Regions from separate parts of the Mus musculus genome. Here region 1 is linked to region 2. The links are chromatin loops, found by intact Hi-C in ENCODE. Cell type or tissue: left cerebral cortex. All regions are shown on one strand. Links, peaks and the distances in the headings refer to the core of each region. The heading gives the core; the rest is flanking DNA. Region 1 overlaps Themis (thymocyte selection associated). Region 2 overlaps Ptprk (protein tyrosine phosphatase, receptor type, K).

Region 1 (5,392 bases), core at 81-5,080, 240 kb before region 2:
TACGTAACATTTGGAAGAAGAAGGACAACTTTAGAAGAGTTACCTGACATCAAGACTTATTACAAAGTAAACAACAGTATAGAAAAGGTGCTGATAGTGAAAGGATAAAAAGACTGAACAGGGCTGGTGAGATGGCTCAGTGGGTAAGAGCACCTGACTGCTCTTCCGAAGGTCCGGAGTTCAAATCCCAGCAACCACATGGTGGCTCACAACCATCCATAACAAGATCTGATGCCCTCTTCTGGAGTGTCTGAAGACAGCTACAGTGTACTTACATATAATAAATAAATAAATCTTTAAAAAAAGACTGAACAATGTGATACAATGTACAGTGCAATAATGTTTCCATAGAAGTATAATCCACTAAAGAAAACAAAAGAAACCTGATCCAGTGGTTTGCAACAAAAGGTGCTTGACCACTGTATGCGAGAAGTGAATATAGAACATACAACCTTTTAAATATTAACTCAAAATACAGAGCAGGAAATCCCCCAAATACCAGGTAACTACTTAAGAAGTCATAAATGGCACTGGATTTGAAGATGAACATTAAATACAGTTGTAAAGCACAATCTAGAAAAGAAACAAAAGGTAAATTAGACTTTTTAAAAAAAAAACTTCCATAAAGATGAGAATTAAAAGGCAAACCACAAATTTAAGAAAAACTATTAACCAAAGCAAAATGTGATCAAAACTGGGCATCACAAGTATACAGAGTGCATAATGTAAGGAAACCATAGCACAGCTTTTAATGGGCAAAAAACTTCAAGTATCTCATCAAATAAAGTTCATATTCCACCTGGGAATTACAGATTTAAAAAATGACTTTAATATCATAGACTTGAATGTATAGAATGGCCAAATGCAGACACTGATAGAGAAAATTCCTGGAGAGGACATCGAACAGGGATGTTCATTCATTGTTCATAGTAGTACAAAATGATATTTTGCAGGACAATCTGGTACTTTTTAAAAATAAACAGACTGTTACTATTTTTACTATTCAGTCCAATAATCAGAGTGGGGAGAATTCATCTTTCTTTTTTTTTTTTTTTTTTTTTTTGGTATGTTTGGTTGGTTGATTTCGGTGTTTTGCATACTAAATCTCACTAAAGCGACTTCTACTTAGGTTTTTTTTTTTATAAACCCAAAACTTCTCTATGTAAATGTAAAAATCTATTAAAATGCAAAGGAACTAAAGTGGAATGCTAAAAAATATTCATTATGGAAAATGTAGAGAGCAATGAAAAATAAAAAACATGAAAAACAAGTGGCAAAACAATAGCACTAAATTCTTTACTATCAGTTATGATATTAACTAAAAGCAGATAATGATTAAACCACACTTAATATGATAGAAGAAAAATATCAAAGCATATACTATGTGTATCAAAAGAGACTTTAAATTTAAAGACATAAGTAGGTAGAGAGTAAAAATGTAGATGATAGCCTGTACAATTAGTTGTTAAAAATAAGAAAGCAAAAAAAATGAAGAAACTATTTTAAATCAGAAACAATATAGCAAGGCATGTTGGTGCACACTTGTAATCTCAGCTCTCAGTAGGCTATAGCAAGAATATTGTGAAAACAGTTCCAAGCTTGGCTACAAATCAAGACAATGTTTAAAAATAAATTGGAACCAAATTTACATTTTAAAATGTTATTACTATAAAAGGTATCTTGAAGTTAAAAGAAACTCTCCACTCAAAACCACTAGCAATTATAAATATAGATACACATGTCCCCCGACTCTCAAAGTACATTAAACAAAAAAATACACAATTTTAGGAATCCAAATAATACAGGAAGAATGAGGAGGAGGTGAAGGAAGAGAAGGAGAAAAGGAGGGGGAGGAGGAGGAGGAGGAAGAGAAGAAAAAGAAGAAGAAGAAGAAGAAGAAGAAGAAGAAGAAGAAGAAGAAGAAGAAGAAGAAGAAGAAGAAGAAGAAGAAGAAATTTCTTTTTAAAAAGATATATATTCTTTGACGTCATATATTCTTTGATGAGCATATTCTACCCCCGACCCTATCCCACTTACCTCCCTTTTCATACCCATAACCTTTCCTGTTTATTCTTTCTTTCCCTAGATAACTCTTATTTATTTTTATTTAACATACACATACATGATTTTAATAATGGATATGCTGTTGTGAAAGATCAAGTAGAAAAGATCACCTAGGTGGTGTAAATAATTCTATAAATGAACAAGTATCTTTAATGGACTTCTATAATGGTAGAATATATATTCTTCTATACAGAGTATAAAAACAAGTATTAGTATATTTTTAAATTTGAATTTCAGAAAGTATGTCCTCTGATAATTGAATTGAATTAGAAATCAACCATAAGAGGAAATTTGAAGAGTTAAGCAAATAAAACAAGATGTTTAAAATACTTTGGGGGTATCTTCCTGTTGTTTAGTGTCTTTAAAAAGATATATATATATATAATAGAGTTCTGGCTGCACGTATGCCTGCAGGCCAGAAGAGGGCACCAGATATCATTATAGATGATTGTGAGACACCATGTGGTTGCTGGGGAACACAGGACTTTGGGAAGAGCAGATAGTGTTCTTAACCCCTGAGCCATCTCTACACTGTTTAGCGTCTTTTTCATGAATTTATTGAGTGTTTAAAGTTTTTCATTATAGATATCTTTTATTCCCCTAGTTTGGTTCTGTCACAAAAAAAAAAAAAAAAAGGAATTTTGAAGCTTTAAGAAATGTGACAGAATTTATAAGTTTCTAAACAGCAACGAGAACAACTTGGTGAACAGACAACTTTAGAAGAAAATCTTTGATAGTCACACAGAAGATTAGAATCTAGACTACATGAAGAACTCAAAATATCTGAACAACTTACTCAATAAATGGACCAATGTAACTAACAGTTTTCAGAAAATGTGTTCAAAATCCTTGGGCATCCAAAAATTACAAAGTCATACAGCATTAAGATTCAATCTTATTCCCACCAGAATGATTATCATTAAGAAGATAAATCACAGCAAATTCTGGCATGGAAATATCAATTATTACAGCCCCATAGAAATAAATATGAAAGTTCCTCAATAAGCTAAGAGGAGAACGAGCATATGACCCAAATACATCAACTCGAGCTACAAGCCCAGAGCCTATAAATGAACATCCTGTAGAGATGTTGTCATCTGTATGTTTGTTGCTGCACTGTCCACAGAAGTCAAGTTATGGAATCATCCCAAGTAGTCATCCACAGAAGAACTGATAAAGAACTTGTGCTGTGCGTGCACAGTGGTGCTCTATTTAACCATAAAGGATTGCATTATAACACTTGCCGAAAAAAATAGGCACAGCTAAAGATGATGGTGATATCACTTGTTTCCATTTCTCATTTACTTGTGGATCCTAGGTTTTCACACATATATGTAAAATGACATAGGGTGTACATATATGTGCAATCATATTTTAATGAAGGAGCAAGAGTCGACATGAAATGGGAATGAATGGGAAAACGGGAGAGATTAGAAAAGAAAGGAGAGTGAATGTATCCAAAGTACATGACAGAGTCACGGGAATGAAGCCTATCACTATGCATAATAAATATATACCAATAAAAACATGTGTTAAAAGTGCCACGGGGCTTTAAAATTTTAAAATATAATTGGAATTTAAATGAAAGGTTTTAACGTGGAAAAGGCATATGTTACTGTTGAGATCTGTGATAAAGGACTTGATTCTGGTCTTTTCCCCTAGTGATAATGAAGAGGAAACATTTATGTAGGATCCTGGAGTCTTTTCGGAAGAGAGCATTCTCTCATCGTCCTTCATCACCTCTGCTTTAATTCTGACCCTTACAAGAAGGCTCACCTGTAAACACCTTTAAACTCTTACCCAATTAATGACAAAGACATCACGCTAACCCCAGCCCAAAGGAAGTTCCAGATAGTGATGACCTTAGACTTCAGCCACTACCCAGGTGTTTTCACTAATCCAATAAGAAACGATTCCTCTATCTGAAAATTCTGAACATTTAAACTTAGTGAGTGTTTATTCTGTACTGAGAATTACAGTGATAAATGATTTTGCTTTTGCTCTTAGCCGCCTTGTTATCTATTAGATCACGCTACTCCAACAAACACAAAACTAACTCCAAATACATGTAAAAAGCAATAAGTGAAATAATAAAGGCATAAAAGTACTTAACCTGGGGTGAGAGCACATGCCTCTACTCACAACGTTTTGGAAGAAGAGGCGGGCACTCTTTTGTGTGTTTGAGGACTGTTCTACAAAGGAAGTTCCAAGCCAGATTGGGCTACATAGTGAAACCCTGCGCATACACACACACACACACACACACACACACACACACACATTCATAAATATATATACATGTGTATATATGTACATGTGTGTATATGTATGTGTATTATATATACACACGTTCACATATGCATTCACATGCACATATACATATGAGGAGAGCAATTACATCTAACTTTGCTACTTAGGAATGTTGTCTATAAAGCCATGGTTCCCAGCCTCAGGTTCATGTTAGTCCTAGCTTGGGAGCTTTGAAGAATCTTCATGACCAGACTTTGCCCAAATAAATCATGATACCTCCTGCATCACGACTTTCTAATCTCCCTAGATGAGGTCACTGTGCAGCCAAGCTTGAAAACCAGCCATCATTTTGAAAGACCAGGAAGGATATAAAAAAAATGGGTAAGCTTTCGGTTCAAAGGGACAGAGAATTAGAGCACTTGCAAGAATCTTCTCATTAATATAACCAATTTATTTTTACTCTCCAAACATCAGGTCAATTATAACATTCTCTGAAAAGCATTTTCTACTTCCCCAATGATATCAATAAGAATCTTAATAACAGTAATATAAGTTATCACCATTTTTATGAATGTTGCTATAGTCCAGATGCCATAGCAAGCACTTTAATTATGTTTTGATAATATCCTCCACAAAGGCACCAGGAGACAAGTAGGAATACCAGTATTTAACTTTACATACGGTGGAAAAAAAATAACATGCCAAGGTAATTCAATCAAAACATGGTGAAATTGCTTGTAGAACTACAAAATTCATGTTCTGTAACATGACCTACTGATCCTATGCAGCTTCTCACATAGCCCAGGCATACGTTAATCATACTGTAAAGCATATTATATTGTAATGCGTTTGTGATTTTTCATTCGCTACTCTCTTATTCATCCAATTGACAGGTTTTTTAATTTATCCTCAATGTGTATGGTGATAGAACTATGAAGACTGGAAATTAGTAGTGCAGAGCACATATCAACAAATAACTTGACTAGCCAAATCCTGCTAGCCACTCCTTTTTATAAATAAAGAGTATTTTGAGCTACAACCACGGCCATTGGTTGATGGGTTTGTTACCTGCAGTGAC
Region 2 (5,392 bases), core at 108-5,107:
TCCCCATCCTGTCCTTCTTCTCCTGTTAGCCAGGTTTCACATTTTTTTTTTTTTTCTGAAAAACGAGGCTGTCTTTAAGAAGCATTTTATAAATCTATCTTCAGTGGTTTTATATGTTGATAAGAAATAAAGCAATATGCATACAATTCCTTCTCAAGAAATTACTTTGAAAGTATGTAAACTAAAGAACTGGGAGAGGAACAGGTCCTTCTGTTTCTTCACTGGGACCAGCGATTATCGTGCTCCTGTGTAGATCTTGAGATATTCTGATTTCCTGAGAGTAGTCCCAGTTGACTCTCTGTAGGCATTACCAGACTCTACTGGTATGAGGCTCATCCACGTTAAAGCTCTGTGTCGGCAATGGGAAGTGTATTGCTGATCTGTGTGACCTTTTACTACTGGTCCGCATGTCGTGCAATTGCGGTAAAATTATAAAATTATTTTTGTTGCTACTTTATAACTGTGATTTTGCTATTGCTATGAATCTTAATGTAAATATCTGTGCTTTATACTGGTCTTACATGATACCCTGTGGAAGGGTCTTTTGACCCGCCCCCCCCAAACTGTCATGACCTACAGGTTGAGAATGCTGCTAAACTTTGGTCAAATGATGGTATTAGAGAAAATCCCCTGTATGTACATACATTCATCTTCACTCTTACAACACAACAGACAGGTGAACAGAGTTAATTTGGAAATTCTCACGTCTCTAAAGACAAAAATTTAAATCTAGAACCCTCTTCTACCTGTGTGCTATTTGTATTTAGGTGGGGCTACTAATTTTTACCATGTCTCTGTTTGGAGCAACCTAATTAGTCAATTACTTTTAAAATAGGTGTGTGTGTGTGTGTGTGTGTGTGTGTGTGTGTGTGTGTGTGTGTGTGTATACAAGATGGGTTGTTAATCTTGAATGTCATTTTGATGGAAATTATTACCATGAAACAAACCTATGGGAAGGTCTGTTGGGCATTATCTATAAATTCACTGAAGCAGAAAGACCTTTCAAAAATGATAGGATGAGGATCCCAGGTCAGAGAGAGAGGCAGAGAGAGGCAGAGACAGACAGAGACAGAGAGAGAGGTTAGGCAGAACACCAGGACTCTTAGCTCTCTACTTTCTGCATGAAGACTGCTATGACCGCTCACTTCCTACCTACTCTCTCTGCCCTGCCTCCTGTTCCAGAGAAGTAACTCTCAACTGGTAATCCAAACAAACCCTTTCTCTCTTAAACTGCTTCTAGCCAGGCATTTGGTCATAGCAGGTGGTGTGGATGGTAAAGAAGAGTGAGAAGAGTAGAGCCTCCTTAACTATGGACAGCCTTTGCATGTACGCTATGTATTTAAAGGGTATTGGGCACTTTTCTTTGCCATAACTCTACACTGGCTACACTGGTATGCATAAAAATACAACTTGCATATAAAAGCAATACTCACACCCTCATGGCCCTCGTACACATTGGTTGTCTTCCAATTAAACTATTCTAAGAGCTAATATGACTCATACAATTGGTTGTCACATACTTTACATCCTCTCCCAGGTGTCACCTTACAGACTCAGTTATACATAAGCAACCATTTCCCACATAGCTTCAAGCCCATCAAAATGCCAGTGTTCGTCTGGATTTGAAAATTGTTCAAGTTTCTCAACATATTCTTTTTACCCTACTGCCTTATCTCAAATAGAAATAAATAAATAAAAACAAAATAAGTCTTAGAAAAGAAAGTCTTTCAAAGGGAAACAGCATGGGAGGAAAAGGCTAGGTTGTTTCTCACTTGTGTCCCGCTGAGCGCTCCTCTTCAATATTCATTTGGGATCAGCCCCAGTGTTCAAAAACAACTGTGTCCAAAATGGGAAAAGGAGGGGCAGCCAGGGACAGGGCCAGCCAACTTCAGTAATGGCTCAGCACCCAGCCTTAGCAGGCAGCCTTCTGTTTAGGTTCTGTCAGCTGGACCGCAGGCGTCCCATTACTTTGTAATCAGAGGATTGTTACTTGTTATTTATTATTTGGCATGTACCCCCTGAAAAGCTTATAAGGCCTTTATTAGCCCAGTGTGGAACGCGCATTCTGTTTATCCTGAAGTAAATTTAATCTTTTGAAGCAGCCACTACTGAGCAAGTGAGGCAGAACAATGCAGGGAATTTACTGAGGGTGGAGTCCTGGCGGCAGCACACCCACCTTTTCAAATCACTTTGTTCACAGTTGCACTGTGGGCATTCCTGAAGAAAGCGCGAGCTAAGGCAGTTACTAGGAAACAGGAATCCTGTGAAATGCTGCTGGCTCTCAGCCTCAGTCCTTCAGTCAACTTGCAAGAGCTGGCAACAGAAGCACTACACATCCATTTTCTTTCCCTTTGTTTTCTTTTTCAATTTTCCTTGACAAACGCCACTGAGTGTTTATAAAATATAGCCACAGCTTTACTTAAGATCAAGGGGAAAAATATCCAATCTGAGAGTAATCTCACCTTCTCCACACTGCTCATCGCTTGGAAATAGATGTTGTATCCTTTGCGGGGGGCCAGGGGAGGGTTCCAAAAGCCTTTATAGGTCCGGTTGTCACCCACGGTGAAGGGAGCAGGCTCGGGAAGATTCCCAGGGGGAAGTTCTGCGGCAAAGTAATAGGGCGCGCCCCCACTTAGGGCGTTCTGGTATGTAACCGGTACCTGGTAGCATTCCATGGCCCCTGCTTCACGCTTCGTTCGATGTGGGTGTAGCTGCTCCACAACAATTTGATAAGCACTTTGGGGGAAAGAAAGAAATGTTCACACTTAGTATCTAACATATTAAGATGTTTGGAGAAAGGAACAGGAGGTTCAGAGTGGGCAGGCGGCTTCCCAGTGCATGTAACCATCATTAAGCCCCTTTCCCATAAAATGGTGTCTCGAGAGTTCTGCTGCCACAGTGGTGAGCTTATCAAGGAACTAAGACAAGTAAGAAAAATCACCTTAAAATGGTTCACATTTTCAAAGACCGAAAACTAAGCCTCTCTAATAAGGACCTGGCTTTAACCAGAGTCATATCATAGATTAAGTTCTTTGTCTTAGTTTTTTTTTTTTTTTTTTTTTTAAATAGAAAAAGTTAACATTTTCTCGTGAAATTACATCAGGGAAGGCGCAGCTCCAAGGCCCAACAGAATGGTGGCCTCCAGGAGGCATTGGAAGCTACGGTCTGCAGTTGTCACAGGCTTGGACACTCGAGGCGCTGACAGGCTTCTCCACCTCCTGACCTCGCCTGCATCTCTACTGCCTCACAGCTATGCAGATCCGAAGCACAAGTGACATGCGACAGGGCGGGCACAGATGGACACAAATCTGTCCCCACAACAGAAATAGACTGGCTCCTTCTTCAGGGCTTGTTAATAATAAAATGTTACAAATTGGAGAGACAGATGGCATTTGGCCTATTAAAACTCCAACCTGAATTGGGAATCCTTTTCTTAAATACATTAGAACTTTTCCACAACAGCTTTTATGTTGTAAGGTAAATGAAACCCCACAAATTTGAAATAAAGATTTATGTGATCATTTATTTGTAAGGTTCTCAAATTCATATGTCAATAATGTCCTTCCTTTGTGGAAAATGTCTCAAGTGAAATAATCTAGGTAAATATTATCTAAAAGTTTGCCATTACTACTAATATATTTTCCATACTTTGAATGTACAAACAATTAATATATTTTAGAATTGTTGAAAACTGAAGGAAATTCACTGTGGCTTTTAAATTCAGTGAGAATAAGTTGTGGGTGAGGTCTCTATGTAAAAATCTTGAGACTTTAAGCAAATATATTTCATCTAGGCCAGTGGTTTGTGACTCCCACAGGGGTCACACATCAGATACCCTGCATGTCAGATATTTTTATTATGATTAATAACAGTAGGCAATGTACAGTTATGAAGAAGCAATGGAAATACTTCATGTTTAGGGGGCGTGGTTACCAGAACATGACAACTGAATTGAAGGGCCCCGCACTAGGAAGGCTTCAAACCACTGTTCTAAAATGTGATCCAGGCTTTCTAGAGAGGGATGACAGCCAGCATTCAATAGGTCTGTAGTAGGGTGGAAGATGCAAGACAGTGCTTTTTGTTAAGGAATTTCCAGAGAGACCAAGAGAGAAAATCAAGTGTGCATCTAGGAGATTGAAAGAAATTCAGGGTTTAAAGCAACATTCCAATTTAAATATGAGCCATTATACTTACAAGCAAGAGACTCCACAGCCTCAAAGAAAAGATGATATTATTTAGAGTTTTACTTTCTTCTTTAATATTGAAGTTTCTGTTTGTTTTCCTGTTAAAGTACTGCTAACATGTCAAAAGGCTGCTGCCTATTTCTTTCTCTTTTGAAAAAGGACATAGATGATATCAATGGCAGAAACTGAGATTTGAGCTTGTGACCAAGGCAGACATCTGTTATTTTACACTATGGAAACTGTACCTCTGCCAAGTTGGGTCACCACGCTTGGAGCAAAGCTACTGACAAGATGCCTGATTTCTGCCTCATCCAGGGGACAAGCATTTGTCTACTATGGACAATATAGGAACTAGCAAGCAGACAGACCCTGAAGACCCAAAGAAGAAAAGAGCTTAGTTGCCATATGCCATGCTAGGTAGACCTAATCCTTATTTTATTTTGAATTTATTATCCATAATTATATGTTATATACTTCTGTGCCCTGTGTATACAGCTACACAAAAATTAATAGATGTATTACACTCTCCAGAAAAATTTACGTTTATGCACCTACTCTAACAAACAGAATGGTGATTATCTATCTTAGCTAAATAATGGAAACTAATCTCTAAAAAACCCAACTTCTTAATTATCTCATACATCTCAAAAAAAATCTAGTGTATGCTAACTCTTAATTCATTCCATTCATTTGACATATTTAACATTCTACTTTCATGGTTTTTCCATTTCAATTAAATTCAGGAGCTATGCAACCCAGCCTGGGGCTCTCCAGACTTATGTGGAGCAAAGCAAACTGTTACTGGGGGAGAGAAGGGAAGAGAGGCAAGTTCATTCTGCACTTTAGAACCTTAAGCCTGGCTCCAACTGAGATAATCAACAGGCTAGACCGAGCTAAAGATTTCACATATTTCATTTAAAGAGAAAATTTACAGAAGGGATGACTCTATGAGGTGTATAAAATATGTAAATTTCCCACATTAACATGGGCTTTCCTTTTAATTAATCTTTTATTTACTAATAAAGATGACTTACGAAATGAAGCACACCGTTGTTACTACTACTAAAAACCTGAGGCAGAGAGATATGAGGCCCTATTAAATTTTCCATGTGCCTTCCATTCTTCCTTCTTGTGTAATGACCAAATGTCTGGGACCCCGTCCACCGTTCACATGTGAAATCTTTTCAACCATAGGATGTGATATTTGG

What was found. A loop is a pair of places that touch in the nucleus more often than their neighbours do. Peaks named below come from ENCODE experiments on the same cell type or tissue, not always from the same donor. Only the 100,000 strongest peaks of a DNase experiment are listed, where the experiment ranks them.
Region 1: it touches region 2 in a loop (6-fold over the local background); 26 of 42 quality-filtered maps call a loop at or near these places.

What each region holds. Positions count from the first base shown.
Region 1 is chr10:28,727,440-28,732,831 of GRCm38, reverse strand. All of the region lies in intron 2 of Themis (thymocyte selection associated), which reads right to left. Among named protein-coding and RNA genes, the nearest start is that of Themis, 62 kb to the right of the region's middle. In left cerebral cortex, for the core only: a CTCF peak has its summit at 2,476 (motif pointing right); DNase peaks (open chromatin) are centred at 1,664 and 2,517.
Region 2 is chr10:28,490,258-28,495,649 of GRCm38, reverse strand. Ptprk (protein tyrosine phosphatase, receptor type, K) reads right to left here. Exons shown (of 32, transcript NM_008983.2): 12 at 2,463-2,736. Among named protein-coding and RNA genes, the nearest start is that of Themis, 180 kb to the left of the region's middle. In left cerebral cortex, for the core only: a CTCF peak has its summit at 2,157; DNase peaks (open chromatin) are centred at 1,883, 2,229 and 2,653; H3K4me3 peaks cover 344 bases; H3K27ac peaks cover 1,088 bases.